Linked DNA regions of Homo sapiens: region 1 is linked to region 2. The links are chromatin contacts, found by Hi-C or POLR2A ChIA-PET in ENCODE. All regions are on one chromosome and are shown on one strand. Each heading gives the region's core, a stretch centred on a gene start or an enhancer-like site at or near the end of the contact. The rest is flanking DNA. Distances are from core to core; before and after follow the strand shown.

What was found. Hi-C counts contacts between places; a loop is a spot of excess contacts on that map. ChIA-PET counts read pairs that join two places held with the same protein, here RNA polymerase II (POLR2A). Pooled maps may share reads with other maps.
Region 1: a map of endothelial cell of umbilical vein shows a loop between it and region 2 (4-fold over the local background). The contact joins two enhancer-like sites. A Hi-C loop is called at or near these places in 1 of 168 maps with a recorded cell type or tissue (endothelial cell of umbilical vein) and 11 of 50 pooled maps. POLR2A ChIA-PET finds 5 or more read pairs at or near these places in 5 of 52 experiments (OCI-LY7, activated CD4-positive, alpha-beta T cell, activated CD8-positive, alpha-beta T cell and 2 more).

What each region holds. Positions count from the first base shown.
Region 1 is chr3:56,985,065-56,992,392 of GRCh38, reverse strand. It overlaps a transcript of ARHGEF3 not described here. Among named protein-coding and RNA genes, the nearest start is that of ARHGEF3-AS1, 49 kb to the right of the region's middle. Within about 2 kb of position 3,337, at least 7 of the 41 ENCODE cell types and tissues checked have a DNase peak (open chromatin) inside an H3K27ac peak, as active enhancers do.
Region 2 is chr3:56,749,564-56,756,238 of GRCh38, reverse strand. ARHGEF3 (Rho guanine nucleotide exchange factor 3) reads left to right here. Exons shown (of 10, transcript NM_019555.3): 3 at 1,088-1,258; 4 at 2,673-2,735; 5 at 4,843-4,939; 6 at 5,107-5,183. Among named protein-coding and RNA genes, the nearest start is that of ARHGEF3, 49 kb to the left of the region's middle. Within about 2 kb of position 1,363, at least 19 of the 41 ENCODE cell types and tissues checked have a DNase peak (open chromatin) inside an H3K27ac peak, as active enhancers do.

The DNA.
Region 1 (7,328 bases), core at 2,088-4,587, 230 kb before region 2:
TTTTTTTTTTTTTTTTTAAAGCCATCCTCCCTACCATAGGACCTTTGTACATGGTGTCACCACCTCTGCCTGAAATGCTTTCCTCACCTTCATTCTTCAGATTTCACAGGTCTCATACAGAGGTTCATTTTTCTCTGACTCTTGTACAAATATATACTTAGCCTGGGCAAAATATTTATTTAACTCATTAATGAGCGAACTAGCAGGATGAGGATGAGAAAGCTGGTTCTAAGGACCATCCAGGAACACACACACATTTAACTCATTAATGAGCGAACTAGCAGGATGAGGATGAGAAAGCTGGTTCTAAGGACCATCCAGGAACACACACACACACACACACACACACACACACACACACACACACAGAGAGAGGAGGGGAGAGAGAGTGAGAGTGAGTGAGTGAATTATGGAAAAATATTATGGAAAAAAGAATGCTGGAATAAGATTGCAAACTCAGATATAAAACTGGTTAATGGGCCGGGCGCGGTGGCTCATGCCTGTAATTCCAGCACTTTGGGAGGCTGAGGCAGGTGGATCACCTGAGGTCAGGAGTTTGAGACCAGCCTGGCCAACATGGTGAAACCCCATCTCTACTAAAAATGCAAAAGTTAGCTGCTCGTGGTGGCATGCCCCTGTAATCCCAGCTACTCGGGAGGCGGAGGTGGGAGAATTGCTTGAACCTGGGAGGCAGAGCCTTCAGTGAACTGCGATCGTGCCACTGCACTCCAGCCTGGGCGACAGAGCGAGACCCTGTCTCAAAAACAAAACAAAACAAAACTGATTAATGTCCCATAGGAAAATAACACTGTAACCTTTGAGACTGTATCTGACAGAATTCTTTTTTGCAATTTATCAAATTTATCAATCTTTAACAAGTTAACAACTTAACTTTACAGAGTCTGGGCCCTAATCAAAAGCAAATAGTGAATCAAACAAAAATAACCTCCCTGTAAGCAGACTCGGGGTGTAGATAGATGACTTTGAAAAGTTATACTTTATTTCCAAGTTTGGGACAGTTTTTTTTTCTTTTTTTAACAGCATTCTATCTTGAGTGGCTAGCATAGTACCTGACACAAAGGAGGAACTAGTGACTGTTTCTTGAATGAATGAGCAAATGGGGAAAGGTTGGATCCTCAGGCATGTGAGTGGCCAGGGTATTAATACAGGAAAAGCCTTCCACTAGGAAGTTGAACCTCAGCCTTCATGCTGGAGGAGTCTGGGGTCGGAAGACCAGCTGTGAGCAGCCTGAGAGGGACTAGGGTAATGGGGCAGTTACCCAAACAGGGCTTGGGGCGGTAAAAGACATGGCAGGAATCTAGCAGTGAGAACTAGGTTATCAAGCAGGAACTGGGTCTTAAGAACAAGGGAGAATTCGGTGATTAGGACAAAGGGAGGGGAAGGAAAGGGACTGTTATTTGTGGCTTCACCCACAGTGTGCAATTCATTGTGCAAAGCTGAGTGTACACGGCTCATCTCACGCTCACCCCTCACCTGACCCCTTAGGCAGGATTATTGTTCCTCTGGTTCAGAGGCAGAGAGCCTCACAGATAGAGCTGGGGTTGTGGAGATGTTGAATTTAAGCTCTGCCATTCATGAGCTGGGTGACCCTTAGCAAGTTACTGGCTGTCTCCGCCTGTTTTTTTACCTATAAAATTGTAATGTAATCTAAGCAAATAGCAAAGTCCACAATCCTCCAGACTTAGGCTTTGGTTACATTCAGAGATTTGAAATCCATTAGCTAACAATAAAGGCAGTTCTTTTTATTTGTGTCTCTCAAAGAATAGTCAAGGGGGATCCATTTTATAACCAATACCAACTCTTTTAGGAAACTACTCTCAGGTAGTGGCATGATCTCAGCTCACTGCAACCTCTGCCTCCCGGGTTCAAGTGATTCTCCTGCCTCAGCCTCCCGAGTGTATCTGGGATTACACGTGCACGTCACCACGCCCAAGTAATTTTTGTATTTTTAGTGGAGACAGAGTTTCACCATATTGGCCAGGCTGGTCTCGAACTCTTGACCTCAAGTGATCCATCTGCCTTGGCCTCCCAAAGTCGTGGGATTACAGGCGTGAGCCATGGCCCAGCCACCTTGCAGGTGTTCTGAAACCTCTCTTGCCCTTCCCTGGACTCTGCTAAAGTTCTCCTTCCATTTGCTTTGCCCCAGAAGACTTTCCTCTTCTACCCCACCTCTGGTATTCTCTTTTCTCTCTCTGTCCTTGTTTCTCTCCCCTCTGATTAATGCACTTTGCATATGGAAACTGATGAACTCAGACTGCATAATGGAGGGAAGAAGATGGTAGATGGGGCAGAGCCTTTCCTTATCTGGGTAGCGAAGCTGGGAAGCTGGGTAGCGAAGCTGGGTAGCGTCATTGTTTTAAATAATTCTTGCCCTTGATTCGGGGAGATCAGCTCCCTCACAGTCCCATAGCGTGGTCATGAGGATTACTTTGAAGTTTCTGGCAGTTAGTGGACCTTTGGTAAATAGCGGCTCCCATTATTGTTCCAGAGGAGGAAAGTCAAGTTCACAATGGGGACATCTTGCAGCTGTGAAGTGATGAAGGGGTTTGAAGCTCAGCCAGGTTGGCTCCCGTGCGTAAAGTCTGAGTGAGCAGAAAGCCAGGAGAGTTAGAACTCACTGATGAAGTCAGGGTTGTTCCTAGGGAGTGGGGCAGGGGTGGTGCTGGGGCTGGAATCCACGAGGGCCCCAGCTGTGGGGAGGCAGCAGCCTTACTAGAGGCCAGATGAGTGCTGTCCTGGGCTTGAGTCTGGGCGTGTGTCACAGGCTGGATGATTCTAGAGCAACCCATCCAGCGCCAGCTCTCAGCCACTGTGATTGCTCAGCCACCAGGAGCCCCCTGCCCCCTGGGCACAGACCTGCTGGGGTTTTCTGCAAGGAAGCAGCAGTTTTGGCTCGGAGTGTCTCTCTGTACACTTTGGAGTCTAGTCAAGAGGACAGCCTCTTAAAATGGAAATGGGGCACTGCTGTGGGCCACCTGTGGACACTTGATTGCTCTCCCCAAGTTACTTGTATTCTCTGAGGCAGATGTCACGCTACAGCATCCACAGGGCCATTTCTAGTGCACCAGCAAAAAAAAAACGCAAGCGAGGAGTGGAATAAAATGCTCCTTGACCTTGTCCTTTCTTTCATCTCTTATCCTTTTAGGAAAAGAAGACTTTTTGTTTTCAGTTCAGATTTTAAAAAAGAACTAAATAGGGTACTTGAGACTTGCCACCCGGCAGCGGAGCTGGAGCCCTCCGGGAGGCATGGACGAAGTAATCAACTGAAGTTTTCTAATACCGGCCAGCAGAGGGCACTCTTCACTCACAATCGGTGCTGTCTTTCTCCTTGGAAACGTTCAGTGGCTGCAGGAGCCCTGGAAAAAATTGTCTTCCAGCTATTTGTAATTTAACTTTGAGTCCTCAAGAGGGTACCTTCCCCTTTTAGAGTTGCAGTGTTGGTGCTATTATTTTAACACCCGCATCTGCTGTTGTCTGGGCATCAAAGTCTAGAAAAGTCATGAGGGAGATGCATTCTCCAAGGTTCTGAGCACAAGATTCAGACAGAAACGGGGCCAGATGGGCACATACTGTTGCATAAACACCAATTAATTAATACTGGGCTCCAGATGAGCCCAGCCTGCCAAACTCGTGAGCTTCACACCTCCATGGTCTGGGCCCTGCCTCCCTTTGGTACAAAAATTAAAGAGACAGTTGCAAAAACCAGAGCATTCACTGGCCAGTCCTAGTAGGGAACAACACTGGGACATGCAGGGCACTGTGCTTCCCATGGGGACACTTTAATTCTTTCCTGTGGATTCTTCCTCTCCCTGCCAACATACTTTTAATCTTGTTGATGCTATTAATAATAATGACAGGTGACATTTATTGTGCTCTTATCATGTGCTGGGCACTTTTATGACTACTAGCTTATTTAACTCTCTTAGGCCAGGTGGGGTGGCTCATGCCTGTAATCGCAGCACTTTGGGAGGCCGAAGCGGGTGGATCACGAGATTAGGAGTTCAAGACCAGCCTGACCAACATGGTGAAACCCCGTCTCCACTACAAATACAAAAAAATTAGCTGGGCATGGTGGCGTGCGTCTGTAGTCCCAGCTACTCAGGAGGCTGAGGCAGGAGAATCACTTGAACCTGGGAGGCGAAGGTTGCAGTGAGCCAAGATCGCGCCACTGCACTCCCCTGCCTGGGCGACAGAGTGAGACTCCATCTCAAAACAAACAAACAAAAACAAAACACAAAACCAAAGAAAACAAAACAACCCTCTTAAAGTCCCAAGAGGTGGGGAACTGCTGGAACTTCTGAGGTTTTGTGAGGGTCAGGTACTTGCTGAGGGTCACTTAGCAGGTGAAGGAGGAGCCAGGTTGACCCCTCAGAGCTGTTGCCCATACCTGTCTGTCACCCATTTGTGGAGTCCCATTTATGCTCTGGACATCAGGTGGTAAGCCAGTGGTGTGCACACAAGACACAGTGCATCTCTGGCTAATTTTAATTATTTTAGTTTTGAATGTGTTAATCAAATACTTGAAAATTGAAAAGGAAGAGAAAGCCAGCCAGCCCTCAGAGAGCATACGCTGTGAGTGGAGGCCCTGAGGTGTCCATGTTCCTGAGGTGGTCTCTTAGTGGCTGCAGGATTGGCTGTGCACGGTAGGGGGAGTGAGGTTAGTGGGGCTGGCTCCTTCCTTTCCTTCCTTCTAGATCAACTCTGCTTCTACCAGGTTTATGTAGGATTGGGCTTGACCCAAGGTTTCTGCTGCTGAGAAGCTCTCAGCAAAACCCCAGTGTAGTGGCTCTTAGCTAAGGGCATGCCCAGGAGTGTTCATCACCCCGTCCCCAGAGTCCCTTTCATCTTCTGTTTCTCTTTCCAGCAGCTCCTTCCCTCCTGCCTGCAGATTGGGCCTGGAGCCTCCTGTGCCAAACACTTCCCTCCTACTCCTGCTCAGCCGTTGCATTGCCCAGAGCTCAGCCCAGTGCTGGTGCTGGTAACAGTTGAGAGACAAAGAGGGGGAGCCCTGAAGTCAGAGCTCTGCTCTCCCTGTGGCCGGCACATGATTATGCCCCAGATTCCTCATCTGCAAGATGGTGATGTTAACAGAATCTGTCCAGAAAGTATGGACTATAATGAGGCGTTGGCAACCCAGAGTTACTTGTTTGTTTGTTTTCTGAGTCAGGGTCTCACTCCATCACCCAGGCTGGAGTATAGTGGGACGATCACAGCTCACTGCAGCTTTGACCTCTTGGGCTCAAAGGATCCTCCCATCTTAGCCTTCCTAGTAGCTGGGACTACAGGCATGCATCACCATGCCCAGCTAATTTTTTCAATTTTTGTAGAGATGGGGTTTTGCCATCTTACCCAGGCAGGTCTCGAACTCCTGGCCTCATGTGATCCTCCCATCATGGCCTCCCAAGGTGTTGGGATTACAGGCATGAGCCATCACACCCGGCCTCCAAAGTGTTTTAAACATCACTTCACCCGCAGTAAGGATTCAATATCCATGGACCATCATTACTATTAAGATTATGACCATCACTCCAGACCTATTTTTATTTTTATCTTTTTTTTTTTCAAAATTCGCATGCGTTTATCCTCTTTTCTGCCCCCACTTCTTTCCTACCTACTGTCTCCTCCCCAGTGACTACCCCCACTACTACCCTGAAACTGCCTTCGAGGTGACCAGCCATCTGGAGAGCCAAAGCTGTTGGGGGGTTTTGTGCAGTCTTCATCATGGACTCCCCTTTCACAGCATTGGGTCCTGGCTCCGCCTCCTCCTGGAACACTCGATTTGCTGGCTTCCCCCCAACCCCTTACTCCCAACTGCACCGTCCCCAGGGCTGTTGCTTCCGGCCTCTTCTATCACTGCAGGTCCTTGCCTTTGGTCACCCCAGCCATGCCAGGACATTGGCTTTGACCTCAGCTGCAAATCCCAGTTCCCCACTGTTGCCAAACCTTTCTGTCTACAGCTCCCAGGGGCCCCAGACTTTGTATGTGTTAAACTCAGATTTCTGGAGGCTGGTGAGGGATGAGCTGCCTTCAGTCTCAGAGACTAGAGGCAGAGATTAGGGACAACAGGCCTTTTTAAGCAACTGAGAATTCAGTCTGAGGGCACTGGGAAGCCTTTGCAGGTGGAGGCAGGATAAACCCCAAATCTGTCCACCCCTAAAGACCCTGCACTTCCTGATTTTTTGTTGGGCTCTTTAGGTTGCTGGTAGTTTGTGGGTGTGTGGTTTCTTTTACATTTAATTTCCCCCTGCTGGTGATTCATGCATCCCTCCTAGACTCCAGAGCCCCAAATACAATGTTAATAAGTTGCATCTGGCAGAGTGCAGCGTGCTGGGGTGTTTGTGACTGCACTATATTGATGTTTGGTAAGTTTCTGAGGCCTGGCTCTTTGAGAGTCTTTGAACAGGGCCTTCTCTGGGAGCCCAGCAGCAGCAGCCTGTTGTAGAGGGACCTCCCTGAGTGTCCCTGGTGACCTTCCAGCCAGGCGGCATCACATTGCCCCTTGCTGCTAATTCCCCTTGCCCACCCCCAGCCCCACCTGTGGGTATGTTGTCCATTTACATCCTCATTTGTTAGAGTCTGTGCCTTCCTCTCACCTGCTTGTTCATTCTGGCCAGGGCCCAGTGCCCAGGAGGCATGGTGAATGTGCGTGAGGGGATCGAGGGGGCGAGGCCGCAGGCTGCTCTCAGCTATGCTGTTCCCAGGGACCCGTGCACTGCTGCCCCTCTCAGAACCTCAGTTTCCCTATCTGTCTTTACAAAATAGCTGGCCCTGAGCCCTGCTGCCCACCTGTCTGTGGAATACATGTGGAGAACAGCCAATGTGGCAGAGCCCCAGTTCAGGGGTGGAGGCGGCGAATGAATATGTCACATTGTCGCCCTGTAGCGAGTGCAATGCTATTCTGGCTGCCCCAGTGCCAGGACAGTCTGAGCAGCAGTGATTTTTAAAGAGAATGTGTATTCCAATTTAAAATCCTGTGTTTTAAAGGCTGGGCGCGGTGGCTCACGCCTGCAATCCCAGCACTTTGGGAGGCCGAGGCGGGCAGATCGCCTGAGGCCAGGAGTTCAAGACCAGCCTGGCCAACATGGTGAAACCCTCTCTCTGCTAAAAATACAAAAATTAGCTGGTCATGGTGGCGGGCACCTATAGTCCCAGCTACTTGGGAGGCTGAAGCAGGAGAATCACTTGAACCCAAGAGGCAGAGGTTGCAGTGAGCTAGGATTGCACCATTGCATTCCCCGCCTGGGCGACAGAGTGAGACTCTGTCTCAAAAAAATCAAATCAAATCATGTGTTTCTGTTAGAAGATGT
Region 2 (6,675 bases), core at 114-2,613:
AAGTCTCCAATAAGTGTGATGAAATCTTCTAGGATGAAGACTGAAAATGATGCACTCAGCTTTCTTCTGGATCATTTGTATTTGTCATGAAAAGCATTTTGGTAGCATGTTTAAGTCACACAGGTGGACTTCTGCGGCCTCTTTGGGAAATAGGAAAATACCTCAGGGACAGGAATCATGTGCTGCAAAGATGGTATTTAGTATGTGTATTAGTCAGGACTTTTCAAGTTGACAGAACCCCAACTGAGATAATAGAAAGGGAAATGTCTTTCTATATGTAATGAAAATGTCTAAGGGTGGTTCTTTCTGGTTTCAGGCACAGTGGGATCCAGAGGCTCAAGCAGTATTGGTAAAGCTTGCTCCCTTCCTGCCTCCATTGGTCACTCCATCCTTCATTCTGGGTCTCTTTATTCTCTCCTGTAGCAGACAGATGCTTCTGTGTAACTAGGGAGAGTTGCTGCTGGAAGGCCCTGCTTGTGTTCTCTCTTGAACTCACAATCCCAAAGGAATACTCTTTCCTCCTTTCTCCCGTAACTCATGTGACAAATTTCAGGGAATCACATGCCCATCCCTGAACTAGGATGGTGGAATACTCTATTGGTCAGGTCTGGGGGTGCCCACCAAAACTATATGTAATAGGATACCCAAAGTTAGTGGGATTCTATTTATAGAAGGAGGAGAGTAGGAGTACTGGCCAAATGTTTGAATAAATAAAGGCCATCCACTATTGTTATCTCTGGTTCTTTTAAAGAGGGGAGATGTCCACTGGAAAAAAGTAGAGCTCATCACGTATCCAAGAACTGCCTTCATGCGTGAGTTTGGCCTGATATGTGCTTGCACTATAGTCCACTTGGTATCCAGGTCACACAGAACAGATACTCCCAGCACATGTTCCAAAGCAGCCCCCTGTCCAATTTTCCTTAGCACGTAGGCTCAAGACAATGCCCCACTTCCCAAAGGCCTTGTGGCAATGTCCTCTTTTTCTTTCACATATATGATTTATGTTCCGTCAACGACAGGAAACTGCTCAAAGATCCACCCAGTCCTGCCGCTGCCCCCGTGATGGTTTGTTTTTCTCATTGTTTAGCGCTCCATTAGCTTCCGCAGTGAGAGCCGCCCTGACATCCTCGCCCCCCGACCCTGGTCCAGAAATGCCGCCCCCTCGAGCACGAAACGGAGAGATAGCAAGCTGTGGAGTGAGACCTTCGATGTGTGCGTCAATCAGATGCTTACATCCAAGGAAATCAAACGTCAGGAGGTAGGCTCGGGGCCCATGGAGCTGGCTGTGTGTCTGGAACAAAGGTGCATTGCAGCGTCAGCCATGCTGGAATTTGCGCCTTAGTCTCCAAATCAATTCTTCATTGCGTTTGCAGAAGGATAAACAAGAGTGTCTGACCTTGGGGAAGGAACTGAGAAACCAGAAACCAGCTGGGAGGGTGTGGCCCCCACTTTAAAAAGAAACTGATGTGAAAATATGAATTTACAAGAAGATGAAACCAAGTGTCTATTTAGGATTCTGAAGTTCACAAAAATAATCATTTTAGTTATATTTTGTTAGCAACTTATAGACTATTTTAAAATATTTAGTTTACATAGCTTTGATTCAGCTTCATGGAAAACTTCCTTTCTATAGAATCCAGTTAATTTCATTCCCGGTAAGTTTTCTGTATCAGTTGCCCTAAATGACTCTGATAATATTACCCTGTATAGAAGAGCTTGTTTAAGTGCTTGTGCCAGGCTGTGCTGAGCACTTCATGTGTGCATCATCTGATGAGATCCTTGGAGTATCCAGCTCAGGGTTGTGCCTCCACCTGCTTTGTCCTCAGTTTACCAAGCAGCCCCAGGTGGAGGGAGCTTTCAAAGCCTGACCACTGTTTCCCTATATCCTGAAACACAGTAGACCCTGAAATATCGTTACAAACTTGTACTCCTTTAATAATGTAATGTTTGCTGACAGTTTGACTTCCCAGATGGAAGTGAAAGAGTGTTCTGTGCATCATAGCTCTTTAGCATGATGGCTTAATAGAGCCAAATTAGAAACGGTCCATTTACCTACTCTTCCACACAGCCAGCGCCTATAATTTTATTTGTTGTACCTGTGGGGCTGAGAAGTGGTTTAGAATGAATTAACTTCACCAGGTTGTATTTGGAGTGATAAAATGTTGGATTCTTCCTACAATCTCAGCCTCAAGGCAGTGGATAATACAAATAAAACTTTCTGCTGAGATTCGCCTTCTGTCGAGTAGAAGAAAAAGTGGGGATGGCCCAGTTAATAATACTGCCACATCCATTATCTAGAAGAGCCTCTGAATCACTTCTTATGATGGCCTCTCACAACAAGGGTACCAAATCCATGGCTCACACTGTAATTATTTTACCTAAAATAGTTCCCTCTTGTTCAGCTGCATCAAAGTTCTGTAACATGAAAGATGACTTTTTGGACTAGAAATGTGTAGAAACTTTCTCCCACAAACAGAGAAGCACAATATGCAGCAGTTTTGCAATATCTTTTCATTGCAGGTTTAAGCATAGATGCATTTGCTTCAGGTTAACGTAACTTAAAATACTTAAATATGTAAATTTGGGGTTTTGAGTGGTGGAGCCAGCACTATTTGAATATGGTCTTGTAAATGAAGGGAGAATTCAGTGAATATGTTTATCTTTCCTTGCAGGCGATCTTTGAGCTTTCCCAAGGAGAAGAAGACTTGATAGAAGACTTGAAATTAGCAAAAAAGGTAAATTTAAATCCAGCAGTCACTTGAGTCAAGTCACATTTTTTTTCTTGAGTAATTTCACAACCCTAAAGTGGTGCTTCGTGAGAACTGTCTTTATGACTAAGACTGGTCTGCTACCACACACCAAGCAGTGGGGAAAGTGTTTCAAAACAAGAGGGCAGAATAGCTCTCCAGACCTGGCACCTTTAGGGGTTTACCTCTGTATGTCTCTAATGCATGTCAAAGAATACTTCAGCCTAAATCAGAAAGTGTCCATGGAGGCCTCGCCTTATGTATATTTCATTGTCCTAGAAGTCTCATATGTAGGACTCTTTGCCCATAGGAGAGAATGTGTGCATGTCTGAAACTTGAACTGAGTCTTAGAAATAAAGCCATTTGAATCTCAAAAGTGAATAAAGTGAAATGAGGCAATTGCATACTATCATATAAGTTGGGGTCTTTTATATAGGAATTTGTTTTCTAATCAACATTTTGTGTGGGGAGGAGGAGGACAACAAACCTTCCTCAAAAACATTTTCGTTCCAGTGGCACAGCCCCCCAACTCCATGGCTTGGAGGCTAAAATCCAGACTCCTTCATCTGATATTCACAGCCTCCTCGAAGAATCACAGGGTTGGAAGGCTACATCCCTTCTTTTAAGGGTTTTTAGTCTTTCTGCTAAGATGAAATTCCACCTCTAGCATTCCTGAGAGATGGCCACCCAAGCTTTGCTTGGACACAGCCAAGAAACTGAGTTTTAGGCAGAGCTGGAGGAGGAGGAGATCAGAGAGGACAAAGAAGTTATTTCACTCTGAGAGTTATCATGCTGGTGTCTAACTCCCCTTTCCTGCATCAAGATTTGCCAAACTCAAGCACCTTCAGGTGTTTCCCAGCCATCCTTTTGCTTATGGTGGCCCTACCTTCCTAGAAACTTTTCTCTTTCGTTTCAACCATTCATATCCACCCATCCTTCAGGAACCAGCTCAAATCTCAGTTTATTCTTACATAACATTTATTGCCTCCTTCTCTGTACCAAGCAGCTTATCTTCAAAACTTCCCTTGGCCACTCCAGCTTTAATTCTCTGACCTTCTAGAGCAGTTTTGATTTGATGGCTTTTTGCTGTCTTGTGACATCAGTCTGGTTTTTAATCTTTAATTTTTAAACATAAGCCGGGTCCGGTGGCTCACACCTATAATCCCGACACTTTGGGAAGCTGAGGCAGAAGGATCACTTGAGGTCAGGAGTTCAAGACCAGCCTGGCCAACATGGTGAAACCCTGTCTCTACTAAAAAATACAAAAATTAGGCTGGGTGCTGTGGCTCACGCCTGTAATCCCAGCACTTTGGGAGGCCGAGGCGGGCAGATCACGAGGTCAAGAGATCAAGACCATCCTGGCCAACATGGTGAAACCCTGTCTCTACTAAAAAGTACAAAAAAAAAAAGAAAAAAATATTTTTTAAACATAGATTTAGTTTTCCATGAGATCAGAAACTAAAATATAAACTAGAAAATATTTTAGTTTTTCTTATCTTCCCCATTAGCTTTATAAAATTCCTTGAAGGTAGGAGACTTTTAAGTCTTTGTGTTCTATTTTAGTGCCCTGGGTATAACTGTGTATTCTTGTTGTTTAATTTTCTCTAGTAAGAGGTGATAGGATTATCACCTTTGCTCTCTTTGTTCAAATCAGTAGTAAAGGATACCAATCACTGTTTCTTTCCTCTTTTTCTTTATTTTAAATATGTACTAATTGAAAAAAGAATCTGCTAGTAGCTAGTTTTGAATAAAGTGGGATTTTTTTAAGAGGCAGGATCTTGATTTTGAAAACATTTTAACAGTCAAATCTGTTCTATACCTAGGATTTGTGCTCTTTCCTAGATATATGACATACTAGAATAAAAAAGCTTTTGAAAAATCTGCTTTGGTTTATCAACCACAAAGGCTTAAGGCAGTGCTGGTTTCTCCTCTCCTCCAGCCACACCTCTCTGCTGTTTCTGCAGCTTTATGGGAGAAGTTGTTAGAGAGCCAGAAGTTTTGTTATTGGATAGGACCTCTCAGGAGCCACTTACATGAACAATGTACTTCCTCTGATTTTAAACATGTGCTTCCATCTCTTGCCGTTTTTGTGCAGGCCTATCATGACCCCATGCTGAAACTCTCCATAATGACAGAACAAGAGTTGAATCAAATTTTTGGAACACTGGACTCTCTAATTCCTCTACATGAAGGTATAATTTTGTTCCCAGGATGAGTCGTGACTTGTAGCCTTAACTGAGTTGTCTTATAATGAGTGAGTGATTATTAATTGCCTGCAATGTGAATAACCCAGAACCTACTTCCAGCCCTGTTCATATTTGAATGCCTAACAAATAAGCATCTGTTTGTTTTTTGCCAGAGCTCCTTAGTCAGCTTCGAGATGTTAGGAAGCCTGATGGCTCGACTGAACATGTTGGTCCCATCCTCGTGGGCTGGGTAAGAAAGTTCTCTGGTCTTTATTGAAGATAAATTTCAATAATATAGATGGGAGTTTCATTTTAGCTAGACTTTTTTTATTTTTATTTTTATTTTTTTACAAATGTTGGTTTCACATCAGAAAAAAAAATCCTAGTAAAATTTTAATTAAATTTAAGTTTTGTATCTTTAAAGCATGAAAATAGTTTTTTTCTTATTACAAATTTATTGCATTTAAAAGTAACAGGGCCTTTTGGAACAAAATAAGTAAAGGTACACATGAAACTATTACTAGTTTCGTATCAAAATAAAACTAGTTAATATTCCGTCAGGCCAATCGCTAACATAATATACTCCAATAAAAATTTATTGACATATATCCACTACCAAAAAAAAAAAAAAAAAACTTGTCATGCTATTAAAAAAAAATTCTCATGGTCAAAATGCAGTTTTATAAACAAGATCATAAGTAAAGGTTGCTAATGTTTAGCATATTAAAAAAAACTTTTTAGGCCATAAAAAAAATCTCATGGTCAAAATGTAGTTTTATAAACAAGATAATAAGTAAAGGTTGCTAATGTTTAGCATATATACCATGCTAAGTAATTTATAGGAGAGCTGGGTATATGGTGACCTTCATCCTAATATAATCCATTCCTTTTCCTAATTAAATAAAAAGAAGTAAGCTGTGATCTTAGATTAGGAGTCATAAATTTATGATCCTGGGGCTGGATTTGTGTTTTATTGTGTACTTAAAGTTGTTTGTTTCACTTACGCTAGACAAGGCGTGTGCTCTTATTTTGCCTCAGTCCCCACCGCTCCCTATTCTACACATTTATGTTTCCTTCTGTGAGTGCTTGAATGGTCCACCCCAGTTCCAGGTGTTTTTCATTTGTTATAAAGCAGATAATGAGAGGAGATTACTTTGCTGACTTATTCCAGGCAAGATTAGGTCTCTCATCACTCTGTTGCTCACAGTATTCCAGAAAAATAGGCAGGAAGTACCACAACAGCTAATATTAGAGATTATTTCACTGTTTGGAGAGTGTTGTGAAGGTTATAAATCCTACTGTTGCTATGTGAGTTCTCTTTATTCCGTTACATCTGCATTTTAATCTTCCTAAAACCTTTCAGTTAACATGCCTTGATAACACATAGATGTGCAGAAAGTTTTAACATTGATCTTTTAACTTACGTTTCTCAATGACTGCCTTGATCAAGATACTTGATGAGAGTTTCATGACTTAAATAGCTTTAGTTCAGGAGTCAATTTTAGCACCAAGGCTGAAATATCCCAAAGGTATCCGAAAGGCAAGTAATGTTCTAAGATGAATAATTTAGAAAATATGCCTTAATATTTCAAGAGAGATCATTCATCTTATATTTTTGACTTTCATTTTATTATGAGCCATCGTAGATGTTTTAACTTCTTTAGCCCACAAAGAAATTTCTCCAAAGAGAGCCAGCCAACCGGAGACAGACAGAGACAAAGAAGGTATAATGAGTAGAGAGT